2 separate regions of the Homo sapiens genome follow, and region 1 is linked to region 2. A link is a contact called in ENCODE Hi-C or POLR2A ChIA-PET data. All regions are on one chromosome and are shown on one strand. The core of a region is the stretch at or near the end of the contact, and the rest is flanking DNA. Distances in the headings are between cores, read along the strand shown. Region 1 overlaps KCNAB1 (potassium voltage-gated channel subfamily A regulatory beta subunit 1). Region 2 has its middle 16 kb from the start of LINC00880.

Region 1 (5,070 bases), core at 537-3,036, 750 kb before region 2:
AAAAGCTATATTCATTTCCAGGTCCCATCCAGATCTACTGAATCATAATCTCCAGAAGTGAGATCCAGAACCTGCATTTTCAGGCTGGGTGAGTGGCTCACACCTGTAATCCCAGCGCTTTGGGAGGCTGAGGCGGGTGTATCACCTGAGGTCGGGAGTTTGGGACCAGCCTGACCAACATGGAGAAACGCATCTCTACTAAAAATACAAAATTAGCTGGGCATGGTGGTGCATGCCTGTAATCCCAGCTACTCAGGAGGCTGAGGTAGGAGAATCTCTTGAACCCAGGAGGTGGAGGTTGCAGTGAGCCAAGATCACACCATTGCACTCCAGCCTGGGCAACAAGAGAGAAACTCCGTCTCAAAACAAACAAACGAAAACAAAAAACAAACAAAAAAACCAACCAACCAACCAAACAGAACCTGCATTTTCTAGTCTTTTTGTGATACTGGTTGGTGCCATTTACCGACTATTTTTTGTCCCACTAGCTTCTGGGAACCAAGTAGAGTTGCATTTTGTGGCCCCCTTGTGGTGAGGTGGGGCCATGGGAACAGTTCTGGCCACTGAGTGGGAAGTAGAAGGGGCAAGTGTCTCTTCCTGACTGGAGCATGGAATTGCCAGACTGAGACTGTCCCAGGTTGTTTTTCCCTCTGGCTTTGCAAGCAACCACTTTGGGATCTCCAAGTGACCACCATAAGCAGAGCACCCTGCCTACCTGCAATGAAAAAGAAGCCTGAGGGCTTGTTACATGTCGCTGAGGTGTGGAGCTTGTTAGCGCAGCCTAACCTAGCTTAGACTGACTGATAACCATCCTCTGGTGATTTGTACACAGTCAGCCTGATGCCAGGCTTTGACAAACTCGGGCTAGATGATCTTTCGGGTGCTTTCTACGTCTGAACTTTGTTGGTTCTGTAAACAGGTTATTAGCTATTAACTTCTGGTAAGATGCTTACTGGCCATCCGATGGGAAAAGCCCTTGTCAGGTCTTTCTGAGAGCTGCTCTTGCAAAATAGGCAGTGTGAAGAGATTAGATTGGGGATGGGGGCAGGGCAGAGCTCTCAGAGAGAGCAGCTATATAGTTGGGAGCAAGGAGTAGGTACATTCCCAAGGGTCAATTCAAGTTGGCCTGAAAGCCAACTTGGCAGCTGGAATTTCTATTTCTACTTTTAACAATTCAACATTTCCTGCCACTAGAATTTGTATATAAATGAATGGGTAATCTGCTTCAGGGGTTTTCATCCTGGGTGAAGATGGTCCCTTAAAATTTTGCTTGCCTGGAAACCCTTTTGTATGAGGCCTAAACTCCTTAGCACTGTAATTTAGGCCACTTCAATCCACTCTTAGGATAAATACCCATCCTGATTTGCCCAGAATTATCCCAGTTTTGCACTGAAAGTCTGGCATCCTAGGAATTCCTCAGTTCTGGGCAAACTGGGACAGTTGGTCACCCTACAGGCCATTTTGTTTCTTTCTAATAACATCACTGTGAAGATAAATTCTCCTCACCCCACCCTGATACTTGGCAAAGTTAGGTTTCAAGCTCTTCCCATGTGCTCTGGCTCAAGTCAGAAAAAAATAAAACCTCAACAGCTTCTGTTCTGCAGAAAGAGGTTTACAGATTTCAATATGCTAGCCAAAAAGAAAAAAATTATTCTCAGCTTGATTCTTTTGCCAGCTTGATAGGCATCGGCAGAGATGGGTGGTTTCCAACAGCGTTTTTCGCCCCTGAGCTGGTTTTGAGCCTCGCAGCTCTGCCACTTGACGGCATCCAGGTTTCCAGACGCTGGCAGGGATGCTACAGTCTGTCACCATCAGGCCTGCTTTGAGTTTTTCTGTTCTGACAGCTAGACAAGATGTCATTTGAAGGGTGTTTAGTACTTGGGTGGTTGTTTTCAGGGTGGGTGAGCCCCAGAGTAGATTTGATTCAGGAAACATTAAATGTTGGAGGCTGGTCTGTATCCTACTTGAAGAGTCAGATTAAAGGGTTGTATAAAATTAGGCACTTTTTATTCTGCAATTAAATAAGTTCACTGCCCTTTTGCTAAAAATGGATAATGGACAACTGAATGGCAGCTTGTTGGAAAATGGTGAAACCCAGAGTGGCTAAAGCTGATACAGCATTTGCTTCACCACCGTCTTTTTACAAGATATTATGAAGTGACTAAGGAGAGTATATTCAACTTTCAGAAAATACTTCTGAGTGAACTCTTTGCCTGAATGTCCTTCTACTCTGCAGCCTAGTAGCCCGATAGTAAAGAATGATTTGCTGAAAAGCCCGATTTTCCCTTTCTTCATCACTCTCTTCCCTCCTTTAGCTCTCAAAAAGTCCTGGGTCTCAGACCAAAGGTTGTTCTAGAAACAACTTGCTCTTGGAGAAATGTACCAAAGGAAAATGGAGTGCAAAAGCAAAAAAAGTCTATTTCTAGGGAGACCAAATTAGGAAGAAATGAGAACATGAGATATGAGTAGAAAGAAAGGAAGGGAAATAAGGACCTTTCTAGAGGCAGGGATGGTTCATGTGGTAGGCAGTCATTAGGTGCCAGGGAATATAGTTGAAGATGTGCTGGGATAGGCTTCTTGTTTCATATATTCACACTGGCACAGGAACCGCATCAGAACTTGTACTATTTCTTCTTTTAGATGAAGTTGGGTCCTCCTCAGAAAACTTCCATTCTGTGAAAACTCCCTTGGAATGGATTCCTCAGAGAGGTTTTGTTCTTCTGGCAGGAGAAGGAGGGCACCTGAAGGGGTAGGGGCACCTGGAAGGTGAAAAAGCATGGGAAGGAGGGTAAAGGCAATGAATATCATTTTTTCTACTTCAGTACCTTTCCAACAGCTGGCCCCATGGGAAGGAAAAGAAAACAAGAAAGAGTAAGAATAAAATTGTTTGGATTGGACTTTTCTCCTAACCAACCTCCTCATGAATTTAATCTCAGTAAGATTTGTGCAAGTAGAGTTTGCCTTAATGTCATTTATTTCTTTAAGACTTTGGCTTTTCCTGCCAATGCCAAAGTGCCAGTCAGAGTACCTTTAGGGCTTTCTAAATCTGGGGCTTTGAGGGAGACATCCGTGTTTGAGAAACATGTGCCCTAAGGAAGCTCAGAGATGAGGATGATGATAAAAGTGCTACTTTGGGAATCTTGTCTGCTCCAATAAGCCACATCACTCACAGTCTCCATGGCCCCCACTCCTTGTTTCTAAAATGCCTGGTTGTTTAGTGCCTTCTAGATCTTTAAGTCTATTAGCTTAGAAAGAAGCTTATCAGAGAAGAAACCAGTCTGTGTTCTGCTTTAGACAAAAGGAGGATCTTGTTGGATGGAAGAAAAAAAAAAAAGCATCCAAGTTAAAGATATACATATTGCCTACAATAAAAATAATTATTTTAATATGCTTTTCAAAAAAGCATATTTAAAACATTATTTCAAAATTAAATAAAATGTCAGATATGGCACAGTTACCTAATTTAGAAGAAACAAAAGCAAAATAAATTATACTAAGAGAAACTTTTGTAGAATAATATTTTAAGTAAAACCAGAAAAGGAAGTTTAATTTAGGTAATAACTTTATAAATGAACACAGCAAAATACATTCTTGACATTTTTCTGAATGTTAGACTCTTTCAGAAGTTTATTCATTCTCATAAGCAGTGATTTCCCTGTGATTAGCTCATTAAGTATATCTATAAATTAAAGTGAGCACTTTCTATTTTGTGTATTTGTTGTATTCTGCAGATTGGATTTCAATTTTTTTAATGTAGTTTTTCTGATTATAAATCATGAAAGATTTAATCACCTCTTTAGGTCAAAGAAATTGTATGGCTCTTCTTATCGCCCTCAAGCTTCTAAGCAATGGGTATTTCAAATAATTCAATCATGATTGTTACTGGTGGAAGGTATCCAAGTTACCAGCAGTGAATCCATACAGGTCTCTAGCAGTCTCAATTCTTGCCTCCTCAGAAGAAATAATTTGACAAAGGGGCATAAGGCAGAAAAAGAGACCGAGGCAAACTTTAGAGTAGGAGTGGAGTTTTATTTTAAAAGGCTTTAGAACAGAAAAGAAAAGATACTCTTGGAAGAGACCCAAGTGAGTAACTTGAAGAACAAGTGTGGTGTTTAACCGTGATCCTAGGACTTTATACGCTGGCCCCTTTTCCATGATTCTTCCTTTAGGGTGGGATGCCTTCATGCGCAGTGCCCTCCTTGCCATTGACAGGTGAGCACACACAGTGTGTTTAGGAAGTTGCACAAATGCCCATCTGAGGCTTTCTTCCCTTTTCCAGTGGTGTGCCCTTGGAAGGTCGTTCTCTGCCATTATGTCTCTTAATGCACATGACAGGGAAGTTGCATCTCTCTGGCATCTGCATTCAATTGACACTTCAGTGCAACAGGTGTGGACCATCAGGAAATGACCTCTCCCTGGTACTGGCTGCCAATTTATCACTTTTAGAGAGGCAATGTGATAATTGCCAAACCATCACCCGACATTCCTACTGGGTGGGGAAAGAGCCCTTTCCTGCCCTGCTCATGCCTGTCTAACTACCTGTAACATGATTATCAATATAAGTGTAAAATTAGGTCAAATTTACTTATTAGACACAGGGCATTGTTTAAAGTCACCTCACCTCATCTCTGAGGAAATCTACCAATTTCTTTACCAAACTGGGGCCAGATGCTCAAAGGTTCCCTTACCTGATAATGGTGACCACCAACAGTCTTGGAGCAAATGGGAGAGGTCCCAAAGGAAAGATGAATCTTTGAGAACCAAAGCCAGGGCTGCAAGGCCCAGCTTCCCTTTCATGTCAGCTCCTTATCCTTTGCTGATCCTGGAGGATCTGAACCTGATTCATTCATTCTTGCTTGCTTGCTTTCTCTTGCTTGCTTGCTTTCTCTCTCTCTTTTTTTTTTTTTTTTTTTTGCCTGTATGCTACTCTACAATCTCTGTAGACTTACAAAATTTTCCTCTTCAAATTGAAAAGTACTATGCATTCTAGAAGGTTGGCTGGGTCAGGGCAGATGTGGCCAGGGTGATTGACACAGGGATGAAGTCCCAGGATTCAAAAGGGTGTGGAGC
Region 2 (5,662 bases), core at 33-2,532:
TTCCGATAATGTATTGCTAGAATGACTCACAAGGGGAATCCATCACTGACCGGGTTTGTCCAAGGTCTTGCACTGACCTCTCATGGTGAGGAGAGCAGCAAGCTGTCCCCCACACTTGCAGGCTGTTATCTTGATGGGAATGAGAGCTGTTGGGCTGCTCTTCAGGAGCAGGAGGTAAGAACAGCCTGTGGGGTCCTGAATGGCCCCAGCGTCCTTGGGTACTAAATGCAATGCTATGTACTCCCCAGTGTAAAAAGCTTCCTGGTTGCATACTTGGCTTTTGCCTTCTGTTTGAGACACAGTGAGCCAGATTACTTCAACAAAGTCATTCCCTGGGAATTAGATGCTCAGAAAAGTACATTAACTTTTCATGTCTTGGCAAAGCTTTTAGCCACAGCAGGAGCTCCCTGAGTGAGGGGCTGGGTTTCTTTTACCTCAGTATTCTTGGAATCTGGCCCACTGCCTGACACATAGTAAATACTCCATAAATACTTGTTAACTGACTTCAGTTAATAATTGTCATCGACAGTCATTGAGAGCACCTACCGTTTTGGGTCCCTGATTAAGACTAAGGATACAATGAAGTATAACAAACAGTCCTGGCTCTGATTGGAGTCTAGTTGGCGAATCAGGCCAAACACGATAAATGACACTTGCCAGCATAGAGTGATGTGTTTTAATTGCTCAAGGAATAACACAGGCCATAAGGGGCACTAATGTTTAGGAAAAACAAGAGATCCACCTAGGACAAGATACCAGGGTCAGCCTTTCTGCTTGCTAGGAATTGGGCTATGCCTTTAAGGAAGAGATAATAGCAAGATGTATCAAGTACCTCCTACTCTGTGCTAATGTCTCTTTACATACATTACTGAATCTCACAACAATCACACAAGGGAAATGTTTATCATTGTCAACCCACAGATGAAGAAACTCAGGCTCAGAGAGGTTAAGCAATTCTGTCCAAGGCCACATGGCCACTGAGTAGGAGGACTAGACTTCTAATGCAGGCCAGTTGAACTCCAGAACCCATGCCTCTTTCACCACCTCGGCCAAGGAGGAAAGACCTCAAACTTTATCAGCTACCTTGGGGCTTAATTTGAAGCAGCTTCCAAAGCAAGCTGACACTGCTTCTAGGAAGCAATAGCAAAGCAAGGAAAAGCTGACACCCTCAGGTTCTCTGAGCACCACACTGAATGGGGTGGCAGGTGGAGCCACAGGGTTACTGGAGTTGATCTCTGGACCTGGACAGCTTGCAACCACAAGCAACGGGCTGGGTGCAGGTGTGGGTATGTGCATGACTCTGCTGGACAATTTCCCAGTAGCACACACGTGGCAAGCAGCGTCTACTGCTGAGCTCTAAAAGACTTTTGATGAGTTCAAACCTCATTATGTGGATGCTTTGTAATGAGACCAGTCAGCCCGGGCTTGGTAGAGTGGTTAAGTATACAGACTCTGCAACAAACTAAATCCTGGCTCAATCACTTACTAGCTGGGTGAAATCACCAACTCATGGGTTCCTCTCCCACCACACGGTTTTAGAAAGAGGTCAAATGAGTTAATATATGTGAAGCAGAATGGCATCTGGCACATAGTGCTTATATAAATAAGGGTTGCTATCTATTCTTCTGCCAGCAGAATCTAGCAAAGGTATGTACCTTTAGAGTTATTGCCAAAGGTTCAAGTCTGGATTAAAGGCCTAAATGAGGCTTAAATGGATGTAGCTAAAGACATTAGTGTTCCTTTGTAAACAGACAAGCCTTTATTGTGTTCAGAATAAGGCTTGCCAGTCAGCTGAAGTAAAACTTAGAGCAAGATCTTGTATCACAGACAGCCAAAGAGTGACCTCTAGTGGCGTAGGTTCTTATTACTGACTATGCAAACTGAAAGGCGTTCAAGGAACCACAGATTGTAGGACTATGGAAACCGATCGTGCATGGGTGTCTTTGTCCGTTTGTGTAACTATAAAGGAATACATGAAGCTGGGTAATTTTTATTTTATTTTATTTTTGAGACGGAGTCTTGCTCTGTCACCCAAGCTGGAGTGCAGTGGCGCGATCTCAGCTCACTGCAAGCTCCGCCTCCTGGGTTCACACCATTCTCCTGCCTCAGCCTCTCGACTAGCTGGGACTACAGGCGCCTGCCACCACGCCCAGCTAATTTTTTTGTATTTTTAGTAGAGACGGGGTTTCCCTGTGTTAGCCAGGATGGTCTCCATCTCCTAACTTCGTGAATGGCCCGCCTTGGCCTCCCAGAGTGCTGTGATTACAGGCGTGAGCCACCACACCCGGCCCCAAAGCTAGGTAATTTATAAAGAAAAAGAGGTTTATTTGGTTCACGGTTCTTCAGGCTATACAAGAAGCATGGTACCCATCATCTGCTTCTGATGAGGGCCTCAGGAATCTTCCACTCATGGCAGAAGGCAAAGGGGAATCAGTGTGTACAGAGATCACATGGCAAGAGCAAAAGCAAGAAGACAGGAGGAGGTGCCAGTCTCTTTTTAACAAGTAGCTCTCACAGGAACTAATAGAGCGAGAACTCACTTACTACCTTGAGCATGGCACCAAGCCATGAGGGATCCACCCCATGGCCCAAACACCTTCCACCAGGCCCTGCCACCAACATGTTGGGTATCAAATGTTAACATGAGACTTGGCAGGGCCAAACAAACCATATCCAAACCACAGCAATGGGGAAGATCGTCCTGGACCAAAAGAAAAGTTGTTCTGGAAACTGCAGCCATGAGAAGCCCTATACATTGGCAAGGTAGTTATCCTGATCTTTGAAAGTTATTTCATCCCCTCTGACGCCAGTGCTGATATTCTCAAGAACTCATGTTCCCAAGAGCTTCTGGTTATACAGGTCTAGAGAAAGCACAAATGGTGTGAACCTTCTGGAAAGGTACACATGTGGGAAAAAGTCTTTAAAATATTCATCTTAAAGGTCACAGGAGGCCGAGTGTGGTGGCTCATGCCTGTAATCCCAGCACTTTGGGAGTCCAGGGCGGGCAAATCACGAGATCAAGATATTGAGACCATCCTGGCCAACATGGTGAAACCCCGTCTCTACTAAAAATACAAAAATTAGCTGGGCGTGGTGGTGCGCACCTGTAGTCCCAGCTACTCGGGAGGCCGAGGCAGGAGAATCACTTGAACCCAGGAGGTGGAGGTTGCAGTGAGCCAAGATCGCGCCACTGCACTCCAGCCTGGTGACAGAGCAAGACTCCATCTAAATAAATAAATAAATAATAAAGGACACAGGAACTATCTTAAAGGGGTTTCCATTGGCCACATCGGAATTTGAGTAACGAAATAATGATAGTAATGGATTATAACTTCATAGAATGAGTCCATACTGAAACATATAAACAAATGAATAAATGAAGGAGAAAAGAAAGCTCTTTCTTACAGTGGCATTCCAACTAATAAATGTCGAGCGAATGCTGAAATTTAAAAATCATTTTCAATAGTTATTTCAGGTAAAAATCATCAATGGATGCTAGAATTAGTAGGCAGAAGTTAATTAAGAAGCACTATTGATATTATCTAGGCTGAGTGCAGTGGCTCCCGCCTATAATCCCAGCACTCTGGGAGGCCAAGGTGGGTGGATCACCTGAGTTCAGGAGTTTGAGGCCAGCCTGGCCAACATGGCGAAATCCCATCTCCACTAAAAATACAAAAAAAAAAAAAAAAAAAAAGCTGGGTGTGGTGGCAGGCGTGTGTAATCCCAGCTACTTGGGAGGCTGAGGCAGGAGAATCACTTGAACCCAGGAGGTAGAGGTTGCAGTGAGCCCAGATCATGCCACTGCACTCCAGCCTGGGAGATGGAGCAAGACTCTGTCTCAAAAAAATAAATAAAAAACAAAAGAAACAATATTTATATGATCTAAAGTATCTCCCCCAAAAGCTACTTGTTAATTACAAAGTGTAAAATAGTAACTTTTTAATAGAGAACACTGGCAGACAGCACCTTAACCAATGATCATAGTTAACACCATTGGTTACTGGGGCAAATTAACACTGTGCCTCCTAATGAGGCACTGAGGACACAACCTGGCTTCTGTTGTATTTCTCCTGCCAAAAACACAGAACCCAAATCTAATCACAAAAAAAAAAAAATAGGGCAAACTCAAATTAAAAAATATTCGACAGAACCATCAGTTTACAACAGGGGTGTCCAATCTTCTGGCTTCCCTGGGCCACATTGGAAGGATTGTCTTGGGCCACACATAAAATACACTAATACTAACAATAGCTGATGAGCAAAAAAAAGAAAAGAAAAGAAAAATCGCAAAAAAGTATCATGTTTTAAGAAAGTTTGCGAATTTGTGTTGGGCCACATTCAAAGCCATCCTGGGCTGCATGCGACCCATGGGCCGTGGATTGGGCAAGTTTGGTTTTCACTCTTTAAAAATGTCAAGGTTATGAAAGCAAAGACAGACTGAGGAACAATTACAATGAAAAGAGACTAAAAAGATTACGACTAAAGACAATGTATGATTCTAGGTTGGATTCTGGACCAGAAAATAGGGCACTAGTAGGAAAATTGGCAATATTTGATCAATAGATCAATATTTGCAATATTGGCAATGTCTGGTCGATAGATTACAGTATTGGTCAATATGTTAAATTCTCTGACTTTGGTAATTATATTGTGGATATGTAAGATAACGTCCTTGTTTTTAAGTAATATATACTGAAGTACTTACAGGTAAAGAAACAATGACTGCAACTTACTCTCGAGCAGAGCAGAAAAGACACCACAAAAAGTGAAAAAGCAAGTGTGGTGAAATGTTAACATTTGGTGAATCTGGGTGAAGGATATATAAAATTTCTTCACACAATTTTTGCAACTTTTTTGTAAATCTGAAATTATTTCAAAATGAAAATTTCTTTAAAAGTCCACTTCAGGTTCTTTATTATTTTTCTTATGTCACTGAAAAGGGTTGACTAGTGTCTCCCCAAAATTGATGTCCACCTAGAACCTCAGAATGTAATCTTATTTGGAAATAGGGTCTTTGCAGATGTACTTTGTTAAGATGAGGACATACTGGGTTAGGGCAGGCCCTGGTATCCTTAGAAGACATACACATACAGAGAAAAAGGCCATGTGAAGATGGAGGCAGAGACAAGTGATGCAGCTACAGGCCAAAGAAAACCAAGGATTGCCGGGAACCACCAGAAACTACAAAGAAACAAGGGTGGACTTAGAGAAAGCATGGCCCTGCTGTCATCTGGATTTCAGACTTCTAGATTCCAGAAATGTGAAGGAGTAATTATTTGTTGTTTTAAGCTACCAAGTTTGTGGTAATTTGTGACAGCAGCCCTAGGAAACCCTAGGAATTACAGTCACCCACTTTTAAAACAATGGCGCTCTGGTCTACAAGACGCCATAGTCTGGCATCCTCAAGTGTCTGAAGATGCTAATAATGATAACGTTTATTGGACATTTACACACCTAACACTGTGTTAAGTGTATTATATACATTATTTCCTTTAACCTTCATATCTGAATACACTAGGCTTAATTACTAACTCATTACAGAAGGGAACATGGAAGCTTAGAGTGGTTAAGTAAGATGTGTAAGATTGCACAGCTAATAGAGGATGTCAGCATTGAACACCATCTCTTGGGCCTCTTCCTCTTTGTCTTTCTTTTTTTCTTT

The links. A loop is a pair of places that touch in the nucleus more often than their neighbours do. ChIA-PET counts read pairs that join two places held with the same protein, here RNA polymerase II (POLR2A). Pooled maps may share reads with other maps.
Region 1: a loop to region 2 is called in a map of HCT116, with 15 times the contacts of the local background. The contact joins two enhancer-like sites. A Hi-C loop is called at or near these places in 7 of 168 maps with a recorded cell type or tissue (A673, Calu3, HCT116 and 4 more), 1 of 37 single-sample maps with no recorded cell type and 8 of 50 pooled maps. POLR2A ChIA-PET finds 5 or more read pairs at or near these places in 1 of 52 experiments (activated naive CD4-positive, alpha-beta T cell).

The regions. Positions count from the first base shown.
Region 1 is chr3:156,382,121-156,387,190 of GRCh38, forward strand. All of the region lies in intron 1 of KCNAB1 (potassium voltage-gated channel subfamily A regulatory beta subunit 1), which reads left to right. Among named protein-coding and RNA genes, the nearest start is that of KCNAB1-AS1, 62 kb to the right of the region's middle. Within about 2 kb of position 1,787, at least 2 of the 41 ENCODE cell types and tissues checked have a DNase peak (open chromatin) inside an H3K27ac peak, as active enhancers do.
Region 2 is chr3:157,135,774-157,141,435 of GRCh38, forward strand. No RefSeq gene overlaps it. Among named protein-coding and RNA genes, the nearest start is that of LINC00880, 16 kb to the left of the region's middle. RefSeq lists a silencer at 1-221. Within about 2 kb of position 1,283, at least 25 of the 41 ENCODE cell types and tissues checked have a DNase peak (open chromatin) inside an H3K27ac peak, as active enhancers do.